Linked DNA regions of Homo sapiens: region 1 is linked to region 2. A link is an interaction called in ENCODE POLR2A ChIA-PET data of the cell type or tissue named here. Cell type or tissue: PC-9. All regions are shown on one strand. Each heading gives the region's core, and the rest is flanking DNA. Links, peaks and the distances in the headings are about the cores only. Region 1 overlaps MTHFD2 (methylenetetrahydrofolate dehydrogenase (NADP+ dependent) 2, methenyltetrahydrofolate cyclohydrolase). Region 2 holds the start of MRPL53 (mitochondrial ribosomal protein L53).

Region 1 (11,106 bases), core at 1-8,000, 270 kb after region 2:
TAATTGTCATTTACTTTTTTAAAATTAATACCTAATATCATATAGCTTTAACCCATTGGTCCCAGCTCGACTGTTTTGAGTCATATAATTAAATTTATTCATCCTATTTTTAAAGCCTTTCAAGAATTTTACCTTTTCTAAGCAAAATATCACTAAAATTACTCAAGGTTGTTTTAAGTATGTTGAAAGATAGTTGAAAGTATATAGTTTTGCCTTTATTTCTGATATAATCATGTAAGGTCATTATTACAATAATTATGTGATAACTGATTGACGAGGCTTTACCTTAGAACCAATTAACAGAACCTGACAGGACACATTACAGTCATACCAATCCAATCCTTTGCAACGGCTAAAGATTTTTTTCCACTAAATGACACAGTATCTTTGAATAAGAATTGCTCCTTAGCTCCAGCTATCAAAGCTATAGCTGAAATTTTCTAATTGCCTACAACCATGCTTATACTCAAAACTTAAATTTATTTCTGAAGCTAGTTACATGATAAATGAATAATAAAGAAACTCAGGTGACACTGGGTGCAGCTTCTCTACAAAGGTTACTCCCTGAATTGTCTGTTAACAAAATTTCAACAAATACAAAGTATAACAGAGTTAATACTTCCAAACATGCACAGGATGGCTTCTGAAAGTTCTTACATGGGGAAAAAAGGACAGTGTTCCCTGAAAGCAATTTCCTTACCTCCGGGACGTTCATGCGCCCCATCTGTGTGCAGTAACATTGCAATGGGCATTCCAACGTTTTTTGACCTTCCAGCCACAACCACATTCTTCCCTAGGGTTGGAATGCCTATAAAAATATATGTATTGACATTAAAAGTAGTGCCAGTCCAAAGGAAAACAAAGTCAGATGGCCTAGAACATGAACCCAATTTTGCCTCATCAGTCAACTGGAGCTGTAACTTGCTACACATAATAAGGGCTAAAAGAAAACAGGAGAAAGCATACTACAGGCTACAAAATGTTACAGGAATGTGCACTGTCACCACTATCAAATCTTAAATTTCCTTCACTGAGGGCTGGGGCGGTGGCTCACACCTGTAATCCCAGCAGGAGGGAGGATTGCTTGAGGCCAGGGAGGCTAAGGTAGGAGAATTGCTTGAGGCCAGGAGTTTGAGACCAGCCTGGGCAGCATGATGAAACCTCTGACTCTTAAAGAAAAAATTAAAAAGAAAAATAGAGGCCACGCGCGATGGCTCACACCTGTAATCCCAGCACTTTGGGAGGCCAAGGCAGGTGGATCACAAGGTCAGGAGATCAAGACCATCCTGGCTAACACGGTGAAACCCCGTCTGTACTAAAAATACGAGAAAAAAAAAAAGTTAGCCAGGCATGGTGGTGGGCACCTGTAGTCCCAGCTACTCAGGAGGCTGAGGCAGGAGAATGGCATGAACTCAGGAGGTGGAGCTTGCAGTGAGTCGAGATCACGCCACTGCACTCCAGCCTGGGCAACAGAGCAAGACTCCGTCTCAAAAACAAAAAAAAAGAAAAAGAAAAATAGAAAATTTCCTTCACTGAGACTTCTGGATTAAAAAGCAAAAACTGTCATAGGCAACTGTTAAGGGCAGGCACGATGGCTCATGCCTATAATCCCAGCACTCTGGGAGGCTGAGGGGGCGGATCACCTGAGGCCTAGTTCGAGACCAGCTTGGTCAATATGGTGAAACCTGTCTCTACTAGAAATAAAAAAATTAGCTGGGCATGGTGGCACGTGCCTGTAATCCCAGCTACTCAGGAGGCTGAGGCATGAGAATCGCTTGAACTCAGGAGGCAGAGGCTGCAGTGAGCCAAGATCGCGCCACTGCACTCCAGCCTGGGTGACAGAGCAAGACCCTGTCTCAAAAAAAACAAAAAACAAAAAAAAAACTGTTAAGAGAGGTAAACTTTGGGGAGTAAGACTAGAGGATATGCAGTAGGGTTTCCACTCTTTGGGACTGTATGAGTTTTTACCATTTGCCAGTACTACTTTTATAATATTAACACAGACATGCAATTCTGGGATATACCTACCAGTTCGCTTGATTATTTCCCACACACCCCATGGAGTAGCCGGTAACATGGAATACTGATCCAAACACATTCGTCCTACATTAATTACATGAAAGCCATCAACATCCTTGTCTGGAGAAACAGCATTGCAGATCCTTCTCTCATCAATATGCTCTGAAAAAGAAATTGGCACAGTTGCCTTAAATCACCACCGCATAGTCAGCACTGCCTGACTCCAGCTTATCTGCTTCGCAAGGAAATCTATTCTTCTACAGCTTGCCTCTGAGATGTACTTCATCTGCATGGAAGGAACTCGCATAAGCAAAGCCAAACACCAATAGCAAAGCCAATATCGTCTATCACAGCTGCTTCCCTCCACTGTCCTTTGTATCAAGACCACAATACTAAATCAAGGCGTAATTGGTATTCTGAGTTGGTCTGTCCCATTTCTAATAAAATATTCACTCTTTTGAGTTTATTTTGCCTTTAAGCCAAATCCACATGAAGAACCAGGTGTATAAAGTAACAAGGCCTTTTTACCCCTCAGAAACCATTTTAGGTAGGGCATGGTAGTTCATGCCTGTAATCCCAGCACTTTGGGAAGCACAGAGTCCAAGACCAGCCCAGGCAACACAGACAGACTTTCATTTCTAGGAAAAATGTAAAAATTAGCTGGGCATGGTGGACATGCCTATAGTCCTAGCTATTTGGGAGGCTAAGGCAGGAGGATCCCTTGAACCCAGGAGCTTGAGCATGCAATGAGCTATGATTGTACCATTGCACTCTAGCCTGGGTGACAGAGTGAGACAAGGAAAGGAGAGGGAGGAGGAGGGGGATGGGGAGGGAGAGAGAGAGGGAGGGAGAGGGAAAGGAGCAGAAGCAGCAGCAATCATGTTAAATGGAGTCCAAAACTCACCTGGAAGAGGCAACTGAACAAGGAGGCCATCTACATTATCATCATTATTCAGTTTATTGATTAAATTCAACAATTCTTCCTCTGAAATTGAAGCTGGTTTCATAATTGTCTCACTGTTGATTCCTATTATAAGAAATTTTGAGGTTAAAAAAATTTTTGAGGCATTTAATGAGCACTGCTATGTTGCCTACCATACTTGGCTACCATACGGGTTTTGTATCATCACACTCATCCCTAAAAGCTGAAGTAGCTCAAGGAACCTAAAAAAGTAACTTCACAAATATATACACCAGAGAATACTAGCTTAACACATCCTGTATACCTCATTCTATGCAATCTTCATTAACCTTATTTTACAGACAGACTGAGGCTCAGAGAGGTTTAAAAATAAGCGAGCTAGGCCAGGCACAGTAGCTCACGCCTGTAATCCCAGCACTTTGGGAGGCCAAGGCCAGCGGATCACGAGGTCAGGAGATGGAGACCATCCTGGCTAACACGGTGAAAACCCGTCTCTACTAAAAATACAAAAAATTAGCCAGGCTTGGTGGAACGCGCCTGTAGTCCCAGCTACTTGGGAGGCTGAGGCAGGAGAATCGCTTGAACCTGGGAGGCGGGGGTTGCAGTGAGCTGAGATCGCACCACTGCATTCCAGCCTGCGCAACAGAGCGAGACTCCGTCTCTAAATAAATAAATAAATAAATAAGCGAGCTAATAATACAGCCAGTCTTTCTGGTTCCAAAATCCATGTTCTTTTTTTCTGCACCACACTACCTCCCAATGTCTTAAAATGCCATGGCTTGGCCAGGCACAGTGGCTCACGCCTGTAATCCCAGCACTTTGGGAGGCTGAGGCAGGCGCAGATCACCTGAGGCAGGTGGATCACCTAAGGTCGGGAGTTCGACACCAGCCTGACCAACATGGAGAAACCCCATCTCTACTAAAAATACAAAATTCGCCAGGCATGGTGGCCCATGCCTATAATCCCAGCTACTCGGTAGGCTGAGGCAGGAGAATTACTTGAACCCGGGAGGCGGAGGTTGCGGAGAGCCGAGATCACGCCGTTGCACTCCAGCCTGGGCAACAAGAGCGAAATGCCGTCTCAAAAAACAAAACAAAATGCCATGGCTTGCCATTATCTAGAGGTTTCTAAAGGCTTTCAATTAAAAGAGCAGGAGGCCTCACTCCTCAATAATAAAGAACAGAGAAAACCACAGGCTTACAGGCCAGTAACCCCACCCAGCCACGCGAGTGGTTTCACAGCCCTTCGAAGGAAAGGCCACCTGCTGCTCAGACCACAGGCCCACAGATGGGCAGGCAGAGGCATATCTGAGCCTGCCCACCCACCTCTTGTCCACAGAGACACAGTAATCTGTGGTACCGTGAGACCTAGAACACAAACCCCATCATCCAGACCTGAACTGCTTCTAAACTGCATGTTTGGCTTTAGAACCAATCGGTGAAGAACTTGAAAGCTATTTCCCAGAAGTCAGAGTCATTTCCTTCAAATCTACGACTGTGTTCCTGACCTCATCACTGAGGTCACCTAATACTGTATTGCTCAATCATGCCCCCTAAGCCTCTAAGGCTTTAAGCTGCAAACACTCAAACACCTCCACTGGAGACCCATTATTGCTCAAGGAAAGCAAATGTAAAATGCATTCAGGGTCACCTATCAAATATAAAGACTAAGAACAGAATGTAGCTTATATTCTTTCCAGAAGCCACAGAGAATACCAACCAGTATCTCCTGTCCTACTGTATAAACCCCGAAAGATATAGTCTGATTTCCTATGACAAAGTTTTGGGATACAGTTCAATCACATTAGCCTCCTCTGCTTGGGTTTCCTAATCAGAAAAAAGAAATCATAAATTAGAATGGACTTTGCCTCATATAAACCTCAACTGAACCGCAGTCGAGGTCTCAGAAGGACACATACCCACAACTGCAGCTGCCCTGGTTTTGTTGAGGACATAGGAGTGACTTGCAGGATTCTCGCCAACCAGGATCACACTCAGGTGTGGCCGTTTGTTGCCTGAGGCCACCCACTCTTCTACCTCCTGCCGCACTTCCTGCTTGATCTGCTGGGCCAGTTTCCTTCCAGAAATGACAACAGCTTCATTTCTGCAGAAGGCAACAGAGTCACAAAACCAAATAACTTGAATTTTTATAAAAACTAAAACTCTGCCAGGTGTAGTGGCTTATGCCTGTAATCCCAGCACTTCGGGAGGCCGGGGCAGGAGGATGGCTTGAGCCCAGGAGTTTGAGACTGGCCTGGGCAACATGGCAAAACCCTGTCTCTGCTAAATAAATAAATAAATGAATGAATATATCCAGCTACATATGGAGGGGGATAAAGTTGATAGAAATCATTATTATCATTAATTTGAAGCTCAGGGAGTTTAAGTGACTGACAGCGCTTGGTCAAGCTGAGTCTCACATCAGTCTGGGCTCTTAACTGCTACACCACCCTGCGCCCTGATCATTACTAAGTGTTTTACAGTTTTAATTTGCAATTGTTTGACCCCTCACCATGAGGTTAAATAGTTTTTCTTATCTGCTTATATGCCATTTGTAGTTCGTGTTTTGTCCCTGTTGTTAGCAGCCAGGCATGTATTTCAAATCATTTCCCAGTCAACTGACTTCATTTTTATGGTGGTTTAAATCGATAAATTATATTCTGTAGTTGAATAAACAAACAATATAGGCCGGGCACGATGGCTCACGTTTGTAATCCCAGCACTTTGGGAGGCCGAGGAGGGCAGATCACAAGGTAAGGAGTTCGAGACCAGCCTGGCCAACACATGAAACCCTGTCTCTACTAAAAATACAAAAATTAGCTGGGCGTAGTGGTGGGCTCCTGTAATCCCAGCTACTCAGGTGGCTGAGGCAGGAGAATCACTTGAAACCAGGAGGCAGAGGTTGCGGTGAGCTGAGATTGTGCCACTGCACTCCAGCCTCGGTGACAGAGCTAGACTCCGTCTCAAAAATAAACAAACAAACAAACAACATACTGGACAGGTCAAACATCAAAATGACCACCACTCCCCACAGTCCCTTCTGGGGAAGACTTTCCTGGTAAGAATAGGGGCAGGGCAGGGGACTGGAGGAAGCTCCTTCTCACAGTTGGCAATGTGCTCTTCCCAGGGACCCCACCATATCATCCAAAGCTGACAGACCAGGAGTGAGTATGTGACGCCAAGGGCAACAATCTCTAGGCTGGCCAGTGGTCCAGTTGGCGCAAAAGCTTAGCTCAACAGAGCAGTGAGAGTTAGTTGAACCAGTAAGAGCTCGTCCCTGAGGCAGTTCAAACTAGAACCACAGAACAAAGACAGAAAGAATAGGCAGAATAATAGTCACACCAATGGGAGACAACAGGGCAAGAAATCAGAAAACTGTTGCTGAGGTGGGGAGCAAGAAGAAAAATCAGGATCTAGAAGAACCTCCAGTTCCCAAAACCATGTTCAGCTGCCCGAAAGGCTGTCTCTTCCCAAAGAGAACTGCTTATGCAACTCTTCCTGGGTTCCATGAAACCCAAATGTGGAAGAGTCCCAGTTTTCCTATTTTCACACATGTCCTTACAGTAAAGTGCCCATTACTTAAAGATGAGCATCTGGCCCAGCGTGGTAGCTCAAGCCTGTAATCCCAGCACTTTAGGAGGCCGAGGAGGGTGGATTGCTTGAGGTCAGGAGTTCCAGACCAGCCTGGTCAACATGGCAAAACCCCGTCTCTGCTAAAAATACAAAAATTAGCCAGGCATGGTGGTGCGCGCCTATAATCCCAGCTACTCAGGAGGCTGAGGCAGGAGAATTGCTTGAACCCAGGAGGCAGAGGTTACAGTGAGCTGATATCACCCCACTGCACTCTAGCCTGGGCGACAGAGAAAGACTGCATCTCAAAAAACTAAACTAAACTAAACTAACTAAACTAAACTAAACTAAACTAAACTAAACTAAACTAAACTAAACTAAACTAAACTAAACTAGATGAGCATCTCTTCCTTAAGTAAAATGATCCCATTAAAAAAAGCCTTTCCCTTTAGATCTCTGTCCTTGGTGTCATGAAGACTGCTCTAACCTCAAGACCAATGAAGTAATCTCCTCTTATATTCTAAAACCTAACATCAAGGTACTGAATATCCTGTAGGGTCAGATAAAATTAATTCTCAAGATAACTGCTAATTTATTTATTTATTTTTTTTGAGACAGAGTCTTGCTCTGTTGCCCAGGCTGGAGCAATCTCAGCTCACTGCAGCCTCCCAAGTTCATGCAATTCTCCAGCTTTTGCCTCCATAGCTGAGAATACAGGCACCCACCACTGCACCCGGCCAGTAACTGCTAATTTAAATGGGATTTTAAAGCTTTCACAATCTTTAGGCCTTCAATAAGTGTTTTTTATTGCATTATGATTAAATACCAACTTTAAACCAAATCTCAACATCTTAGATATAATGCAATAATCTTATATATAAACTTTATCTTAATCTGTATTGCATCTTGTGAAGTATTAAATTATTATAATCTGGCCAGGCACGGTGGCTCATGCCTGTAATCCTAGCATTTTGGGAGGCCAAGGTGGGCAGATCACTTGAGGTCAGGGGTTTGAGACCAGCCTGGCCAACATGGCAAAACCCCGCCTCTACTAAAAATACAAAAATTTGCCAGGCATGGTGGCAGGACCCTGTAATTGTAATCTCAGCTACTCGGGAGCTGAGGTAGGAGAATATCTCGAACCCAGGAGGCATAGGTTGCAGTGAGCCAAGATCACGCCACTGCACTCCAGACTGTGTAACAGGGCAAGACTCCATCTCAAAAAAAGAAAAAAGTTACAATCTTACAGCAAATCAAATACTTTTACCCTGATTTTATATAATACTAGCATGGCACAACATATAATAGCATTTAATTATACCCATGGTATATGAAGAAATTGAAAACATATTAATATTCACAATTCCATTTCAGAATTAGAGTCGAAGAGGACTTCATTAAAAGGGTTTTGCAGGCCGGGCATGGTGGCTCACATCTGTAATCCCAACACTTCGGGAAGCCAAGGTAGGCAGATCATGAGGTCAGGAGATTGAGACCATCCTGGCTCATATGGTGAAACCCCGTCTCTACTAAAAATACAAAAAATTAGCCGGGCATGGTGGCACGCACCTGTAGACCCAGCTACTTGGGAGGCTGAGGCAGGAGAATCGATTGAACCCGGGAGGCAGAGGTTGCAGTGAGCAGAGACTGCCGTGAGCGGAGATCGTGCCACTGCACTCCAGCCTGGGCAACAGAGTCAGACTCCATCTCAAAAAAAAAAAATTAAAATAGGGGGGTTTTGCTGATACAAATACACCTGGCAACATTCCTCATTCCTGATTTGTATTAGTACCTGGAATGCCCACCGCAGGCCAAAAATACATTCCTAATCCTGGAACACTACAGAGTGAAAGACTACTTTAAAACGGCTTAGAACAGTCATTTATGTTGAATGAAATAACAAACATATATAATGTGCCAGGCATATATGTTCAATAAAACTAATTTCTTACTCTTTTCTCTTGGTTTTATATATATATGTATATATACACACACATACACATGTATCCTTAAAATAGATACACTTACACATAAGGAGATATATATAAGTATATACACTATATGTATATCTAGTCAGTGAGAATGACTTAGCTTGCACCTCATAAAAAGTTTCTTTTGAAAGCAGTAAACTTAGAGAAAATGGTATTAGCACATTCAGATAAAATCATATACTGAAGTTAAGGACACAGGGTTCTGGGAAAAGCCAGTGTTCCAAGTCCCAAACTTTGCTTCCAAAAGCAGGTTCTGGATGTTATGCCAATTTGCTTAAAAAAAAAAAAAGAAAAGAAAGAAAAACAGTCAAAGAGTAACAAGAACCAAAAACAAAGTCACATGCAATGAATATCTTTCATAGTATAACTGTCAGCCCTCCTCTGCTTCCCACAACTCTGCAAAATGTGAAATACAGCCTTGGGAGTGAGTCATTAACTAATTTAGCATCATCTCTTTTGCCAAGGGGCAGATTAACTGCTACCCCAAAATAAACAGGGAAATGGAGAGTCAGCTAAGTCCCACGGGGAATCCAAAATTGTAACTATATTAGCTAACATTTATCCCAGAATTAAATGCATTCACAGATGTGTTTAGAAAAAATTCCCAGGGCTGGGCATGGTGGCACAGGCCTTGTAATCCCAGCATTTTGGGAGGCCAAGTTCAAGACTAGCGTGGGCAACATGGTGAGACCCCATCTCTACTAAAAGTTAAAAAAAAAAAAAATTAGCCAGGCATGGTGGTATGCTCCTGTGGTCCCAGTTACTCACAAGCTGAGGTGGGAGGATCACTTGAGCCCAGGAGGTCAAGGCTGCAGTAAGCCGTGATTGCAGCACTGCACTCCAACCTGACCTAGGGAGAGATTCCCCTGCCAAAAAAGAAAAAAAAAAAGGAAAGAAAAAAATCCCATTAAGATAGGTAATCAACAGAATAGGAAGAAGTCAAGAGGACTGTTCAAATAAAATCCAAAACTGTGGCTCATGCCTGTAATCCCTGCATTTTGGGAGGTCAAGGTGGGTGGATCATTTGAGGTCAGGAGGTCGAGACCAGCCTGGCCAACATGGTGAAACCCTGTCTCTACTAAAAATACAAAAATTAGCAGGGCATGGTGGTGTGCGCCTATAGTCCCAGCTGTTTGGGAGGCTGAGGTAGGAGAACAGCTTGAACCCAGGAGGCAGAGGTTGCAGTGAGCCAAGATTGCACCATTGCACTCCAGCCTGGGCAACAAAGTAAGACTCCGTCTCAAAAAATAAAATAAAATTCAAAACTAAAATCCAAGTGAGTAGCATCTTCACTTTCCTTTTAATTCAATAGCTTACAGTACTGTAATTTTCCATGAGAAATTAGTATCAGGACATTTTACAATTCATAATCAAGTGATTTAGGGAAGAGTTGTTATCAATTATTAATGGGAAAAATAATGAGTGAAGGAAGACATAATGGAGAAAGGAACAAACATCTATTAAACACTAGGTGTTTTGCTTACACTTTAACATATATTACTCTGTTACCTTGGGACTATTATAATAACACTGTAATACAGAAGATGAAACTGAGGATAGTAGAAACAAGATTCAAAGGCAAACTTCTGCCTCTAAAGTCCATTGACTTCCTAATCCCACTGTCTCCTAGGCTACTATTTCTCCAACCATAGGTTTATGTTCCTGAAACTCTCATACCATCCAACAAAGAAAAAAAAAAAAAGAATGCAGACTCATATTTTTAAAAGGATACAACTTTTTAAAAATAAGCAGTATTTAAAAATAAACAGTATTTTAAAAAATAAGCAGCAGTAAGAAAGCAATATGTGGGAATTGTAAATAGCAAATGTGCAGTACAGATAATATGGATTGCTTTCAGAGATGTGGATGAAGCTTACTTGTTCTTTCAGAAAGGTAGTGAAAAGAGCATTTGTTATTGGAGAGTGTAGACAAACTGGCCCAGTTCTTTAGGTAATGAATGAGAGCATCTTTATAAATCTCTTTTGGACCATGGAAGCCTAGGAAAGGTCTGGTCCACAGTCACATGAGGCCAGCACTCAGGAAGAGGGAGAAGGGGAGAAAACACACAGTAACGAAACATGGGGGAGGTCAAGAGTCAGACCAGGGAAAACCCTGAAAGTCCCCTCCCACGTTTTCCTTCAAGAACTCATTGCTCCAACAAGCAGCGCCTTTGAAATATTTCTAACAGCATTTCCGCACTGACTGGAAATTACACGCGTGTTCTGCCCCTTGTCAGGAACATGAGCTCCATTAAGAACAGTTTTTCTCATCTTTGAATTCGCACAGCTTGGCATAGTGTCTGGTACACAGTGAACGTTAGATGAAAAAAAGAAGGGGCTGATGTTGTAAGGTGCAGGGCTCTAACAATGCCAACAATGCCAGCGCTCTAATGACCGACCAAATCACCTTCCCAAGGAAACCCAAAAATGCAAACAGAGCTTTTCCTTTCCTCCTCCCCTGTATATTTTTCCCAATTTTGTTATTGTGGTAAAATTCACATAACATAAACCTTATCAACTTTTTTTTTTTTTTTTTTTTTTGAGACAGGGTCTCGCTCTGTCGCCCAGACTGGAGGGCAGTGGTGCAATCACGGCTCACTGCAGC
Region 2 (16,062 bases), core at 3,525-11,524:
ATGTTTATGAATAAAGCCATTATACTTTTTCTTCCCCATTTTGCACATTTATCTATTCCTATGTGGAAGATGTCTGGTTTTTTGTTTTCCTGCTCAGTTTTCTCCTCTTTGCCCCGAATAGGGGTGTGGCTGTAGAGTTCAGTCCTTAACTCTCTGCTTTTCTCTCAGTATTCCTGCTTACCCACAGTGTCTTGCTGCTGTGAACTCCCGGGTTCAGTCTTTCTGGCTCCCAGAGTTCTTTTTTTTTTTCTAAGATGGGGTCTCACTGTCACCCAGGCTGGAGTGCAGTTATGTGATCTTGGCTCACTGCAACCTCCACCTCCTGGGCTCAAGCAATCCTCCCACCTCAGCCTCCTGAGTAGCTGGAACCACAGGTGGAAGCCACAATGCCCAGCTACTTTTTTTTTTTTTTTTTTTGAGAAGGTGTCTCACTCTGTCACCCAGGCTGGAGTGCAGTGGCGTGATCTCTACTCACTGCAACCTCCACCTCTCAGGTTCAAGTGATTCTCCTGCCTCAGCCTCCTGAGTGGCTGGGATTACAGGCGCCTGCCACCACGCCCAGCTAGTTTTTGTATTTTTAGTAGAGATGGGTTTCACCATGTTGGCCAGGCTGGTCTGGAACCCTTGACCTCAGGTGATCCACCCACCTCAGCCTCCCAAAGTGCTGGGATTATAGGTGTGAGCCACCACACCCGGCCAATGCCCAGCTACTTAAAAAAATTTTTTTTTTTGTAGAGACAAGGTTTTGCCATGTTGCCCAGGCTGGTCTTGAACCCTTTTTAAAAATCTTTTTAAAAAACTTTTTTGGGAGGCCAAGGTGGGTGGATCGCCTGAGGTCAGGAGTTCAAGACCAGCCTGCCCAACGTGGTGAAACCCCGTCTCTACTAAAAATACAAAAAAGTAGCCGGTATGGTGGCAGGTGCCTGTAATCCTAGCTACTTCTGAGGCTGAGGCAGGAGAATCGCTTGAACCTAGGAGGCGGAAGTTGCAGTGAGCCGAGATAGCGCCATTGCACTCCAGCCTGGGCAACAAGAACAAAAATTCTGTCTCAAAAAAAAAACAGAAAACAAAAAAATTTTTTGTCCAGGTGCAGTGGCTCACACCTGTAATCCCAGCACTTTGGGAAACCGAGGCAGGTGGATCATCTGAGGTTAGGAGATCAAGACCGGCCTGGCCAACATGGTGAAACCCTGTCTCTTCTAAAAATACAAAAATTAGCTGGACATTGTGGTGTACACCTGTAATCCCAGCTACTCGGGAGGCTGAGGCAGGAGAATCACTTGAATCCGGGAGGCGGAGGTTCCAGTGAGTCGAGAGCGTGCCATTGCATTCCAGCCTGGGCAACAGAGTGAGACTCAAAAAAAAAAAAGTATATATATATATTTTATTTATATTATATCTATATATATTTTATTTATATTATATCTATTTATATATATATATATTTTTTTTTTAATTAGAAGTTTGGCTCGTGACATAGCCCTCAGGAGATCTGAGAACATGTGCCCTGTTCTTGAACTCTTGAGCTCAAGCAATCCACCGCCTTGGCCTCCCAAAGTTCTGGGATTACAGGCATGAGCCTCCACACCCAGCCTGGCTCCCAGAGTTCTAGTTAAACATCTGCATTTGCCTGTTGGGCATTTCTACCTCAGTTTACTGCTGTCTACTTAAACTCAACATGCCCCAGAGCAGGCTCATCATGAGTACTGCACACAGTGACGGTCATAGAGCCCTGAGGAAGGAAGGCTATAGTGGGCATGTGGTTAAAGAACGCTCCATACATGGCCTATGGCTGGAGATGGTGGCTGGGAAGCCTCAGAGGAGTGGCTGGGGTTACTGGAAGTGGGCAGTTTGTAGATCCTTGTGGGGGTAGCAGAGAGGTGGCCTTACCAGAGCAGAGGTTCCTTTTGTGGGTATGTTCACTGGGGTTGGGTGTGGGGTAGGGTAGTAAGCAATTTGGCATCAAATTGTGGAGGGCATGAACACCAGCCCCAACAATTTGCGCTTTACCTCATAAGTGAGGGGGTGACATTTTAAGAGCAGAAGGGTGTAATCCCAGCATTTCGGGAGGCCGAGATGGGTGGATAACTTGAGGTCAGGAGTTTGTGACCAGCCTGGCCAACATGGTAAAACCCCATCTCTACTAAAAATACAAAAATTAGCCAGGCATGGTGACGGGTGCCTGTAATCCCAGCTGCTCAGAGGCTGAGGCATGAGAATCGGTTGAACCCAGGAGGCAGAGGTTGCAGTGATCTGAGATTGCGCAACTGCACTCCAGCCTGGGCAATAAGAGCGAAACTTGGTCTCAAAAAAAAAAAAAGAGGCATTGTGAGTTTTCTTCCTGTTTGGACTATAAGATCCCAGTGGGTGGGGGAGAGACTGTCACACACTCTGCACCTTGTATTCCCTCAGTGTTGAGTACAGAGGCTCCTAACAAAAGTCCGTTGACAAAAGGGCAATTTCCTTGACATAAATAAGGGAGGAGAAGGGGGCTTGCATTTACTGGAGAAGAGAGGAAGATTTTGGATTTAGACAGGTTGTCAGATGTGCCAGGAGCCATATGGGCTCCACTCCATGTCTGGCCGCCCCCAGGTCTATCCTGTCTTCAGGCTCCCTGGCATCTACCATTTCTTTACAGAGCAGCTGCCATTAACCACATTTACTGGGGTTCCTCTCCCTCAAGATGGGCTGTAGAGCAGAAACCAGCTTTATTGCTGTGTTCTCTCCCTCCAAAAACAACCTATCAAACCAAAGAAACAAACCCAGCATATAGGCCTTTTCTTGCTTTATGGGTTATATTGCTCTGGAGTGGGCTGTGAAGAATAATAATATATAATAATGCCTTTCAATGTAAGGACATTCCAAAACTTCCTGAGTCTCAGAACATTCAAATAGTCATTGCTTCTGGTTTACATACAGTTCTTGTCTTCCTTTTGTAGGTGATAACCAAAAGATCATTGTAGGCTGGGTGTAGTGGCTTAGTGGCTCACATCTGTAATCCCAGCACTTTGGCAGGCAGAGGCAGGCCGATCACCTGAGATCAGGAGTTTGAGACCAGCCTGACCAACATGGCAAAACCTTGTCTTTACTAAAAATACAAAAATTAGCTGGGTGTGGTGGTGCACTCCTGTAGTCCCACCTACTTGGGAGCCTGAGGCAGGAGAATCACTTGAACCCGGGAGGCAGAGGTTGCAGTGAGCCGAGATCACGCCACTGCACTCCAGTCTGGGCGACACAGCAAGACTCTGCCTCAAAAATAAAAGGTCGTTGTAATTCCCCTTTCTTCCCTCAATTTCTGCCCATTGCAGATCATACAATCCCTCTTTCTGGCATATGCTCTGTGTGTGTGTGTGTGTGTGTGTGTGTGTGTGTGTGTGTGTGTGTGTGTGTGTGTGTGTTGCGGGGGTGGGGGCAGGGTATGTCTTTCTTTTTCCTTAAAGCTCTTGTATAGTAAAATTAACCTCAAGGATTTTCCATCTTTTGAACCAAGCTGGGGAGAGCAAGGTAATCCTAGGGCAATTGTTCATAATTTGGGTCCAGACCTCTTGGAAAACCCAATGACAACTATGGCATTGCTCCTCAAAAAATGGCCAGGCATACACAACTATGCAACAATTCTGGGGTTTTATGGATGTCAAGTTGGACATAGAGCTCCTTAGATATAGAGGATCATCATAATTTGACAAGCCCCTTTTACTTTCTCCCTATCCCTACAGCTCCTGCCTGAAGAGTCACTAAGTGTCTTTTCTCAAGAATGTCATAAACAAGCCATGCAAGGTTTCAAGCTCTACATGCCACGGGGTCGGTACTGGCGGCTTCGTCTCTGTCCTGGTAACTCCTCATCCCAGCTTCTCCTTCCAGAGTTCCAAGGGGGTAATAGTGTCTCAGCCCTTCCAAATTCCGGTTCCCCTCCACTGTCTCCATCCTTGTCCTCAGCTTCTGTACCCTTCCCTCCTGAAATCCTACCCTCTTCTCCCAAACACTCCATTTAGGGGTTCAATGGATCTCCACAGCCTTATATTCTGTCTTCTCTATTCCAGAACCTCCCAGTGCTCCTAGTGAGTATGCTGGTTTAGTGGTCCGCACCGTACTGGAGCCTGTGTTGCAAGGATTGCAAGGGTTGCCACCTCAAGCCCAGGCCCCTGCCCTTGGTCAGGCTCTGACGGCCATCGTGGGTGCCTGGCTTGACCACATTCTTACCCATGGGATTCGGTTCAGGTCAGGAGTAAAGGTGGAAGTGGCAGGGGGTGAATGGAACTGGGAAAAGGAAGGGGATAAGTGGGAGAGGCAGGAGGGTCAAGTGGCCATACTGTACCTCTGCCTTCAGCCTGCAGGGAGCGCTGCAGCTCAAACAAGACTTTGGAGTGGTCAGGGAGTTGCTGGAAGAGGAGCAGTGGAGCCTGTCCCCTGATCTCCGCCAGACCCTGCTCATGCTCAGCATCTTCCAGCAGCTGGATGGGGCCCTGCTGTGTCTGTTGCAGCAGCCCCTGCCCAAGTCTCAAGTCCACAGGAGGCCCCCCTGTTGCTGTGAGTTACTCCCCTTCGCTCACTGCTTTGTGTGTCCCAAACCCTATTCTCACCATTAATCTGGCTTCAGTATATCCCCAGCAGCCACCTACCTTCCACTCCTGCCTTACCAGGTGCTTGTCAGGAGGTCCAGACCACGAAATTGCCCAGCAGCTGCCTCAATAGCCTGGAGAGCTTGGAGCCCCCGCTCCAGCCTGGAACATCTCCAGCCCAGACAGGTCAGCTGCAAAGCACACTAGGAGGAAGGGGACCTAGCCCGGAGGGCTACCTGGTGGGAAATCAGCAGGCCTGGCTTGCCCTCAGGCAACACCAGCGACCCCGTTGGCACCTGCCGTTTTTTTCCTGCCTGGGAACCAGTCCTGAATCCTAAGGAGCCTGGGACCAGGAGCCAGAAAGTTAAGAGCTCCCCATCTCTAGCTGGAAAATCCAGACATTTGGAATTGCATATTAAGGAAGCCCAGAACTGGAAGCTTGGAGGAAAGCATACTGGAGAATAAGCTACAAAGAGCCTGGGCTTAAGAATCCAAGATTAGGGGCTGGGCGAGGTGGCTCACGCCTGTAATCCAGCACTTTGGGAGACCGAGGCAGGCGGATCATGAGGTCAGGAGATCAAGACCATCCTGGCTAACACGGTGAAACCCTGTTTCCACTAAAAATACAAAAAATTAGCCGGGCGTGGTGGCGGGTGCCTGTAGTCCCAGCTACTCGGGAGGCTGAGGCAGGAGAATGGTGTGAACCTGGGAGGCGGAGCTTGCAGTGAGCTGAGATCCAGCCACAGCACTCCAGCCTGGGTGACAGAGCAAGACTCTGTCTCAAAAAAAAAAAAAAAAAAAATCCAAGATTAGGCAGGGCATGGTGGCTCACACCTATAATCCCAGCACTTTGGGAGGCTGAGGCAGGCGGATCACCTGAGGTCGGGAGTTCCAGACCAGCCTGACCAACATGGAGAAACCCCGTCTCTACTAAAAATACAAAATTAGCCAGGTGTGGTGGCGCATGCCTGTAATCCCAGCTACTCAGGAGGCTGAGGCAGGAGAATCGCTTGAACCTAGGAGGCGAAGGTTGCGGAGAGCCGAGATTGTGCCATTGCACTCCAGCCTGGGCAACAAGGGCAAAACTTCGTCTCAAAAAAAAAAAAAAAAAAAAAAAAAATCCAAGATCACTCCAGCACCTGGAATCCAGAGTAAAGAGCAAGACCATAGCCTGGAACCTGAAGGTCAGACCCTTGGGAGGTTCAGGCCTAGTTCTCCATCACTGAAGATATCTCAGGGATAAAGAGTTGAGTGCTCGGCCAGGTGAGGGGGCTCACGCCTGCTCACGCCTGTAATCCCAGCACTTTGGGAGGCCTAGAGGGGCGGATCACGAGGTCCGATCAAGACCATCCTGGCTAACGCGGTGAAACCCCGCCTCTACTAAAAATACAAAAAATTAGCCGGGCGTGGTGGCACGCGCCTGTAGTCCCAGCTACTCAGGAGGCTGAGGCATGAGAATCGCTTGAACCCGGGAGGCAGAGATTGCAGTGAGCCGAGATCGCGCCACTGCACTCCTGCCTGGGCAACAAGAGCAAAACTTCGTCTCAAAAAAAGAAAACTGGCTAGAATGCACTTCAACTTAAGTCCTGGGAGCTACGCTAATTCATGGAGAACCACAGAGGTTTAATAGGCATTTCTATACCTGGATCAGCCCCAAGGACAGTATTACCCTGTACTGCCCTTCCTATTACTATTTTCAGTCATTTACTAATATTGGGCTGTAGTACTTTCACGTTTAAGCTTTGGCTATTCAGAGCTCACTACGTTTAATCTTCAGTTACCTGAATGGTGTTTACCTTCTGGTGTGGATCATCCCGGCTTGTGTTAGTGCTCTCTCTTTGGAAGAAGCCAGGATTTAAGATCGAGTTAGCCTAGATGTGGCCCAGCAGGGTACAGAAGGGGAAAGGCTGCAGAAAACGGGCGTATTTTCGTGCAAAGAGGTTTTTGCGCCATTTATTTATGGTTTTCACCGTCGTATGAGAGGACTATTCATGATAGGCTGTATTTGCTGACAGCCTACTTTGGGCTCCCCCATGCGTTGTGCCGAAACCACCTCTTTCTTTCCTGCCTTCCTCCGCCTGGGCTAGGAAGCCCAGAGCTGCGGTTCGCAGGCCTGCTAAGCAGCCGGCGGCCGGAAGTCTATCCCGCAGAAGCGCAGCCATTCACGGCCTCACGCAATGCGACACTTCCGCCTGCACGAGTTCTTCCGGGGCGGAGGTCACCATGGCAGCTGCCTTGGCTCGGCTTGGTCTGCGGCCTGTCAAACAGGTTCGGGTTCAGTTCTGTCCCTTCGAGAAAAACGTGGAATCGACGAGGTACGAAGGGGAAGTGGGTAGAAGCGGGAAGTGGTGCGCCTTCCTTCAGCCGGGGCTTTAAGCCCTCAGCTTGGCGCTCCTCTGTTTTTCCACCGTAGGACCTTCCTGCAGACGGTGAGCAGTGAGAAGGTCCGCTCCACTAATCTCAACTGCTCAGTGATTGCGGACGTGAGGCATGACGGCTCCGAGCCCTGCGTGGACGTGCTGTTCGGTGGGCTTGGTGGAGACGGGCAGGAGGGAACAGCGAGCAGCCCGCGCGCCCCTAAGCCCCAGCACTGCGGTCCCTCCCTGTCTCACTCGTTTGTTTCTTCCCCAGGAGACGGGCATCGCCTGATTATGCGCGGCGCTCATCTCACCGCTCTGGAAATGCTCACCGCCTTCGCCTCCCACATCCGGGCCAGGGACGCGGCGGGCAGCGGGGACAAGCCGGGCGCTGATACTGGTCGCTGACAGCGCCAAAGAGACCAACAAGATGATTTTAGCGTGGACTAGGACACTTAACCTAAGAAGAGTTTCACTTAATCATTCAAATCACTATCTGAAGGGTCACGGAGCGCAAAATAAAGTTTAAAACCCTGCTACCACAATGTTTCTGGAACAAGACTAGATCAGAGAGGTGTCTGGATGAACCTGAATTTATTTCACTTTCTTACTATCACTCACTGCTTAACCCTTTTGAATTTGGCTTCTGGCTTCTCCTACCACTCACTCAAGGTACCTCTTTTTTTTTTTTTTTTTTTTTTTTTTTTTTTTTGACTGGTCTGTTTCTGTCGCTCAGGCTGGAGTGCAGTGGCATGATTCTAGCTCACTGTAACCTGGGCTTAGCCGAACCTCCCAAGTAGCTGGGAAGTTGGGACTACAGGCACGCCCCACGCGCCACCACGTTTAGTTAATTTTTAAATTTTTTTGTAGAGAAGGGTTTTCACTATGTTTCCCAGGCTGGTCTTGAAGTTCTGGGCTCAAGTGATCCTCCCACCTTGGCTTCCCAAAGTGTTGGGCGTGAGCTACTGTGCCCAGCCCTCTTACTTTTACCAAATCTTGTGTGAAAGAACACTGATAGGCTGAGCGTGGTGGCTCACATCTGTAATCGCAGCACTTTAGGAGGCCGAGTCAGGCAGATCACCTGCTTGGAGAAACCCCACCTCTACTAGAAAATACAAAAAAATTAGCTGGGTGTGGTGGCACAAGCCTGTAATCCCAGCTACTCGGGAGGCCGAGCGAGGCAAGAGAATCGCTGGAATCCAGGAGGTGAAGGTTGAAGTAGGCTGAGGTCACACCACTGCACTCCAGCCTGAGCAAGAGTGAGACTCTGTCTCAAAAAAAAAAAAAAAACAAAAACACTAACAGAGTGCTGTTTTTTCAGCTCTCATCGTTGTATCCCAGTTCCATCTTTTTTTTTTTTTTTTTTTTTTTTTTAAATAGAGGTGGGGTTTTGTCCTGTTGCACGGGCTGGTCTCTAACTCTTGGACACAAGTGATCCTCCTGCCTCGGCCTCCCAAAGTGCTGGGTTCACAGGCGTGAGCCACCAACGCCTGGCCGCATCTACAACTCTTGTTTTTGAGATAGAGTCTCACTCTGTCACCCAGACTGGAGTGCAGTGGCGTGACCTTGGCTCACTGCAGCCTCCGCCTCCCGGGTTCCAGTGATTCTCCTGCTTCAGCCTCCTGGGTGGCTGGGATTACAGGCATGTGCCACCACGCCTGGCTGATTTTTGTATTTTCAGTAGAGATGGGGCTTTGCCATGTCAGCCAGGCTGTCCTCAAACTCCTGATCCGCCCCCTCGGCTTCCCAAAGTGCTGGGATTACAGGCATGAGCCACTGTGCCCGGCCTGCAACTCTTAATTCACCCATTTGTGGAACTTCTCTCCCTCTTGGGTCCTTTTTCTTTTGAACCACACAGGTGTTCTACCTTCATTCTTTTTCTTCTCTATTTTTTTCTGGGGCATCTCATCCTCTTTCACAACTTGAATTACACCTTCTGGGGTTAAACTATTTCTGTTTGGTTCTAATCCCAACTTCTATGCTATAATCAGGTTACCTGCTACCAATTTCCTCCAAATCCCACCAACTCTCTTTGTATAAAATAGAATTGATAATCTTACATACACATATACTTGCCTCTCTTCCCTGACTTACCCATTCCTTTTTAAAAACAGGCACTTCATCTACTCAGCCACCTGGGCTGGAAACCAGTGTTCTCTAGTTCTGTTCCTTTCCATTCTCTGCATATCTGGTCACTCAGTTCAGAATATTCTGTCTTTTAAAAAAGTGCCTGAAAGTTGGGCAAGGTGGCTCATACTTGTAGTCCCACCTACTCAGAAGGCTGAGACAGGAGGATCCTTTTGAGCCTAAGAGTTCAAGGCTAGAGTGAGCTGTGGTTGCACCACTACACTCTAGCCTGGTGACAGAGCAAGACACTGTCTCAAAAACAAAACAAAACTTCTGAAGTGATCTCTCCATTCCCATTCACTCTATTCATCATTATTGCATTCTGCTACCCAGTCTATTTCCTAAATATTTTTGCTGCCACTTAATTTTATCCTTCCAAAACATGCGATGGGTTTTATCTCTCACTACTCCCTGTTTAAGAAAACAGTGCCGGCCGGGCATGGTGCCTCATGCCTGTAATCCCAGCACTTTGGGATTTGGCCGAGGTGGGTGGATCATGAGGTCAGGAGTTCGAGACCAGCCCAACCAACATGGTGAAACCTCATCTCTTAAAAATACAAAAATTAGCCGGGCGTGGTGGCAGTTGCCTGTAATCCCAGCTACTCAGGAGGCTGAGGCAGGAGAACTGCTTGAACCCAAGAGGTGGAGGTTACAGTGAGCCGATACTGCACCACTGCACTCCAGCCTGGGTGACAGAGCAAGACTCCGTCTCAAAAAAAGAAAAAACATTGCCTAAACTGTTTTTCATACTTCCTCAACACTCATTAGTGTGGACCATGCAATCAATTTAGGGAGTTAAACCATTCTTTTTTTTTTTTTTTAGATAGGGTTTCGCTCTTGTTGCCCAGGCTGGAGTGCAATGGCACAATCTCAGCTCATTGCAACCTCCGCATCCCGGGTTCAAGCAATTCTCCTGCCTCAACCTCACAAGTAGCTGGGATAACAGGCATGCACCACCATGCCTAATTTTGTACTTTTAGTAGAGGGGGTTTCTCCATGTTGGTCAGGCTGGTCTCGAACTCCTGGCCTCAGGTGATCTACCCACCTCGGCCTCCCAAAGTGCTGGTATTACAGGCATGAGCCACCGCACCCAGCCTAAACCATTCTTAAAAAAATAATAATAATAAAATAAAATAAAAAAAGTAGGCCGGGTGGAGTGGCTCATGCCTGTAATCCCAGCACTTTGGGAGGCTTTGGCGGGCAGATCACTTGAGGTTGGGAGTTAGAGACCAGCCAGGCCAATATGATGAAACGCTGTCTCTACTAAAAATAAAAAAATAAAAAATAGCTGGGTGTGGTGGCAGGCACCTGTAATCTCAGCTACTCAGAAGGCTGAGACAGGAGAATCACTTGAACCCAGGAGGTGGAGGCTGCGCTGAGTGGAGATCATGCCACTGCACTCCAGCTCGGTTGATGGAGTGAGACTCTGTCTCAAAAAAAAAAAAAAAGTAGAATAGAATAAAAATTATCAGACTGAGGCTGAGTTTAATGGCTCATGCCTGTAATCCCATCACTTTGAGAGGCCGACGTGGGCGGAATCACCTGAGGTCAGGAGTTCAAGACCAACCTGACCAACATGGTGAAACCCCATCTCTACTAAAAATACAAAAAATTAGCCGGGTGTGGTGGCGGGCACCTGTAATCCCAGCCACTTGGGAGGCTGAGGCAGGAGAATTGCTTGAACCCGGGAAGTGGAGGTTGCAGTAAGCCGATAGCACCATTGCACTCTAACCTGGTTGACAAGAGCAAGGCTCCATCTCAAAAAAAAAAAAAAAAAAAATCAGACTGCATGGCACTTAGAATAGGAAGTTTAAAGAGATTAAGTCATGCTTTGTCACCCAGGCTGGAGTGCAGTGGCACAATCGTAGCTCACTGCACCCTCCATCTCCTGGGCTCAAGCAGTCCTCCCGCCTCAGCCTCCCAAGCAGCTGGAATTACAGGCGTGAGCCACCATGCCTGGCCTAATTTTTTTTTTTTTTTTTTGAGATGGAGTCTTGCTCTGTTGCCCAGGCTGGAGTGCAGTGGAGCACGATTTTAGCTCACTGCAATCTCTGTCTCCTGGGTTCAAGCGATTTCCAGCTAATTTTTGTATTTTCAGTAGAGACAGAGTTTCACCATGTTGGCCAGGCTGGTCAGGAACTCCTGACCTCAAGTAATCCACCCTCCTTGGCCTCCCGAAGTGCTAGGATTACAAGAGTAAGCCACCGTGCCCAGCCCTAATTTTTTTTTTTTTTTTTTTTTGAGACGGAGTCTTGCTCTGTCGCCGATGGTGCCATCTCAGCTCACTGCAACCTCTGCCTCCCGGGTTCAAGTGATTATCCTGCCTCAGCCTCCTAAGTAGCTGGGATTACAGGCGCGTGCCACCATGCCCAGCTAATTTTTGTGTTTTTAGTAGAGGCGGGGTTTCACCATGTTGGCCAGGCTGGTCTTGAACTCCTAACCTCAGGTGATCCACCGCCTCAGCCTTCCAAGGTGCTGGGATTACAGGCGTGAGCCACCACACCCGGCCAACCCTAATTTTTAAATTTTTTGTAGATGGGGGGGTCTCCTCATCTTGTCCAGGCTGGTCTAGAACTCCTGAACTCAAGTGATTCTCCTGCCTTGGCCTCCTAAAGTGCTGTGATTACAGACGTGAGCCACCACACCCAGCTAAAAGTATTCTTTTAGGTAACTTGTTTTAAATAAGTTGTGTGTGTATGTGTATCTGCACATACTGGGTTGCACTATGGAATTATTTCTTATTGTGAGTTGTAGGAAAATGGTTGAAAGCCACTGCTTTAGACACCTTCACAATGCTCAGCTAGGTAACAAAAGATCTGTAGACAGTGGCCTGCTGTGTACTTTGCCAGATACATTTCCCACGACCCTCCTACAGCAGCATTACTATACCTTTTCCCGGTCTAAAAGGGTGCTATCTTCAAAGGACCGTTTTTCCCCTCCCCCTTTAAAAAAGAAAGCTAGGAGGAGGCAGTATAGTGTTGTAATGAGCCAGACTGCTTGGGGTTGAGATCCTAGCTTTGTTTTTATGTAGCTGTATGACTTTAGACAAATTATTTAATCTATCAGTGCTTATTTCATTTGTAAAATGAAAATAATAGTACTTTTCTCATAGGACTGTTAAGGAGATTAAATGAATTAATATCTGTAAAGTACCTAAAACATTGCTGGGAGTGTAGTAACTGCTGTTATCTAAGAGGCCTTATTTATTCTTTTTTTTTTTTTTTTTTTTTTTTGAGACAAGAGTTTCGCTCTTGTTGCCCAGGCTGGAGTGCAATGGCACAATCTTGGCTCACTGCAATCTCTGCCTCCCGGGTTCAAGTGATTCTCCTGCCTCAGTGTCACGAGTAGCTGGGATTACAGGCATGCACCACCATGCCCAGATAATTTTGTATTTTTTAGTAGAGACGGGGTTTCTCCATGTCGGTCAGGCTGGTCTCGAACTCCCAGCCTCAGGTGATCCGCCCGCCTTTGCCTCCCAAAGTGCTGGGACTACAGGCTTGAGCCACTGCGCCTGCCCTAAGAGGCCTTATTCTAAAGTCAAAAGAACAACCTGGATTTGAGTTCCCCAGCTCCATAATTAACTGGCTGTTATTTTGGGTCAGTCTTAACTACTCTCCTCATCTGTAAAAATGGGGGTGGTCTGGCCAGGCGCGGTGGCTCACGCCTGTAATCCCAGCACTTTGGGAGGCCGAGGTGGGTGGATCACCTGAGGTCAGGAGTTCGAGACCAGCCTGGCAAACCTGGTGAAACTCCATCTCTACTAAAAATACAAAAATTAGCTGGGCGTGGTGGTGGGCACCTGTAATCCCAGCTACTCGTGAGGCTGAGGCAGGAGAATCACTTGAACCCTGGAGGCAGAGGTTGCAGTGAGCCGAGATCATGCCATTGCACTCCAGCCTGGTGACAGAGCGAGACTCCGTCTCAAAAAAAAAAAAAAAAAAAAAATGGGTATGGTTCAACATGCATTGAGTGCTGGCATTGTGCTTCTAGACTGTGAACTTGAGGTTGGGGCCATTTTCTCTGAGTCCCCAGCACCTTGCATAATGCGATATAGGGTGTACAATAAACATGTGTTGAATTTATAAATATTTAGCATCTGCCTTATGCCTATAATTGATTAGTACTGTGATACAAAGATGAAAAATGAAACAGGTATGTAATAAGTGCTACAATAAGGATGTCGACAAATGCAACGGTAGCAAGAAAGACAAAAACAGGACTAACCATTGGGTTTGGTCAGATGATTTCATAAGCAAAAAGTCTACCACTAGTGGAGAGTGGGGCCACCAGTCAGATTATAGTGAAATATAAGTGGTCGTGTTGCATAAAGCATCAGTCTCTCTCTCTCTCTCTCTCTCTCCCTCCGTCCCTCCCTCCCTCCCTCCATCTCTCTCTCTCTCTCTCTTTCTTTTTTTTTGAAACAGTTTCACTCTTGTTGCCCAAGCTGGAGTGCAATGGCGCAATATCGGCTCACTGCAACCTCCGCCTCCCAGGTTCAAGCAATTCTCCTGCCTCAGCCTCCCGAATAGCTGGGATTACAGGCACCCACCACCACACCCGGCTAATTTTTGTATTTTTAGTAGAGATGGGGTTTCACCAAGTTGACCAGGCTGGTCTCCAACTCCTCATGTCTGGTGATCCACCTGCCTCGGCCTCCCAAAGTGCTGGGATTACAGATGTGCGCCTCGGTGCCTGGCCACATCAGTCTTTTTTTTTTTTTTTTGAGACGAAGTCTCGCTCTGTCGCCCAGGCTGGAGTGCAGTGGCACAATCTCGGCTCACTGCAACCTCCGCCTCCCGGGTTCAAACGATTCTCATGCCTCAGCCCAACGTTAGATTGGTTTTTCCGAGCCTGTGAACTCCATGGGGTCGCCAGATAAACGCAATCCCGGTGGACCAACGCCCAGGACAGACGCTACGTACCAACCCTGTGTCAAGCCGCAGGCAGCGGTTCCGGACTCTGGGACTTAACCTAACGTGGCGGGGCGGGACTTCCGGCGGGAGGCGGAGGCGGAGGCGCAGGCGCTGGCTGGCAGGTGTCGCTAACCGGACGGTGGTCGCCAGGGCGAGAGGCGGGAGCCGGAGAGGTGAGGCAGGACCCGGGCTCCACTGCCGCCTCTCCGAGCTCTTGTGACGCGGACCTCAGTGCCAGGATGGCTCGGGGCGAGCGGCGGCGCCGCGCAGTGCCGGCAGAGGGAGTGCGGACAGCCGAGAGGGCGGCTCGGGGAGGCCCCGGGCGACGGGACGGCCGGGGCGGCGGGCCGCGTAGCACGGCTGGAGGAGTGGCTCTGGCCGTCGTGGTCCTGTCTTTGGCCCTGGGTATGTCGGGGCGCTGGGTGCTGGCGTGGTACCGTGCGCGGCGGGCGGTCACGCTGCACTCCGCGCCTCCTGTGTTGCCTGCCGACTCCTCCAGCCCCGCCGTGGCCCCGGACCTCTTCTGGGGAACCTACCGCCCTCACGTCTACTTCGGCATGAAGACCCGCAGCCCGAAGCCCCTCCTCACCGGTAACCGGGCCCCAGGGCGGGCAGGCAGGCGGACTCCTAATCTGGGCGCCCCAGCTTGAAGCGAGAGCAAGGGTGGGAAGGAATGGATCAGGAGAGTTATGAAGAGGGATGACCCGGAGACCCGGAGGGACAGGTCCCCTGCTCTTTGACTTACGTGGCCATTCTACCCCCAGGACTGATGTGGGCGCAGCAGGGCACCACCCCGGGGACTCCTAAGCTCAGGCACACGTGTGAGCAGGGGGACGGTGTGGGTCCCTATGGCTGGGAGTTCCACGACGGCCTCTCCTTCGGGCGCCAACACATCCAGGATGGGGCCTTAAGGCTCACCACTGAGTTCGTCAAGAGGCCTGGGGGTCAGCACGGAGGGGACTGGAGCTGGAGAGTGACTGTAGAGCCTCAGGTCAGGGCCTCAGGACACCCTTTTCTCAGCCCAGACCCCCTCCATCCTTCCCTTGCTGCCAGCAAATGCAGCATGAAGTGGGCTCTGGCTGCCTGGCTTAAATCCTGCCTTAAACAACTGCCTGTATAACCATTTCTATTTACCATCTCTAAGCCTTGATTTCCTTGCTTGTAAAATGTACAATGTAGATAATAATAGCACTTAACTCACAGGACTGTAAGAATTAAATGAAAAAGAGGCTGGGCGCGGTGGCTCACGCCTGTAATCCCAGTACTTTGGGAGGCCGAGGCTGGCGGATCACCTGAGGTCAGGAGTTCCAGACCAGCCTGACCAAAATGGAGAAACACCGTCTCTACTGAAAATATAAAATTAGCCGGGCGTGGTGGCGCATGCCTGTGATCCAAGCTACTTGGGAGGCTGAGGCAGGAGAATTGCTTGAACCAGGGAGGTGGAGGTTGCGCTGAGCCGAGATCGTGCCATTGCACTCCAGCCTGGGCAACAAGAGCAAAACTCCATCTCAAGAAAAAAAAAAAAGCCAGGCGCGGTGGCTCACGCCTGTAATCCCAGCACTTTGGGAGGCTGAGGCGGGCGGATCATGAGGTCAGGAGATGGAGACCATCCTGGCTAACACGGTGAAACCCGGTCTCTACTAAAAATACAAAAAATTAGCTGGGCGTGGTGGCGGGCGCCTATTGTCGCAGCTACTCGGGAGGCTGAGGCAGGAGAATGGCGTGAACCTGGGAGGCGGAGCTTGCAGTGAGCTGAGATCGCGCCACTGCACTCCAGCCTGGGCGACAGAGCGAGACTCCGCCTCAAAAAAAAAAAAAAAAAAAAAGAATTAAATGAAATCAACTGTGTAGAGTTCTTAGTGTAGGACATAGTACAAAAGTATACTGTTATCTCCCAGGGCACCCAGTGCAAGGCTCTTTATCTCATCCCGCTTGGGTGTACCTGGTTACCCTCAGTGACCCTCATTACTGCCAGACGTATGTTGTTTACATTACCCCTGCCTACTGTTCCTTTCCCTCACTAAGGCTGATTCTCAAGAGGGAATTCAAGAGAGAATGCCAATCTAACACTGTTCTTTTCTGTCCTCGTTGGTCACTCAGGACTCA

Evidence for each region. ChIA-PET counts read pairs that join two places held together with the same protein. Peaks named below come from ENCODE experiments on the same cell type or tissue, not always from the same donor. Only the 100,000 strongest peaks of a DNase experiment are listed, where the experiment ranks them.
Region 1: POLR2A ChIA-PET joins it to region 2 with 19 read pairs; 5 of 35 experiments call an interaction of 5 or more read pairs at or near these places.

What each region holds. Positions count from the first base shown.
Region 1 is chr2:74,199,644-74,210,749 of GRCh38, reverse strand. It overlaps MTHFD2 (methylenetetrahydrofolate dehydrogenase (NADP+ dependent) 2, methenyltetrahydrofolate cyclohydrolase), which reads right to left. Exons shown (of 8, transcript NM_006636.4): 2 at 4,861-5,045; 3 at 2,924-3,046; 4 at 2,029-2,181; 5 at 701-808. Among named protein-coding and RNA genes, the nearest start is that of MTHFD2, 6.6 kb to the right of the region's middle. RefSeq lists enhancers at 4,283-4,382, 3,913-4,492. In PC-9, for the core only: no CTCF peak of the experiment used is centred there; DNase peaks (open chromatin) are centred at 979, 4,459 and 4,919; H3K27ac peaks cover 3,554 bases.
Region 2 is chr2:74,463,381-74,479,442 of GRCh38, reverse strand. It overlaps MRPL53 (mitochondrial ribosomal protein L53), which reads left to right and starts at 6,763. Exons shown (of 3, transcript NM_053050.5): 1 at 6,763-6,874; 2 at 6,973-7,085; 3 at 7,191-7,461. The coding sequence starts at 6,783. The coding sequence ends at 7,324. CCDC142 (coiled-coil domain containing 142) reads left to right here. Exons shown (of 9, transcript NM_001365575.2): 6 at 3,717-3,831; 7 at 4,041-4,218; 8 at 4,328-4,527; 9 at 4,641-6,611. The coding sequence ends at 4,897. It overlaps MOGS (mannosyl-oligosaccharide glucosidase), which reads left to right and starts at 14,061. Exons shown (of 4, transcript NM_006302.3): 1 at 14,061-14,547; 2 at 14,721-14,947; 3 at 16,057-16,062. The coding sequence starts at 14,196. RefSeq lists enhancers at 6,725-6,824, 7,225-7,354 and silencers at 11,787-12,081, 14,275-14,494. In PC-9, for the core only: CTCF peaks have their summits at 4,071 and 4,327 (motif pointing right); DNase peaks (open chromatin) are centred at 6,762 and 7,213; H3K4me3 peaks cover 2,549 bases; H3K27ac peaks cover 2,132 bases.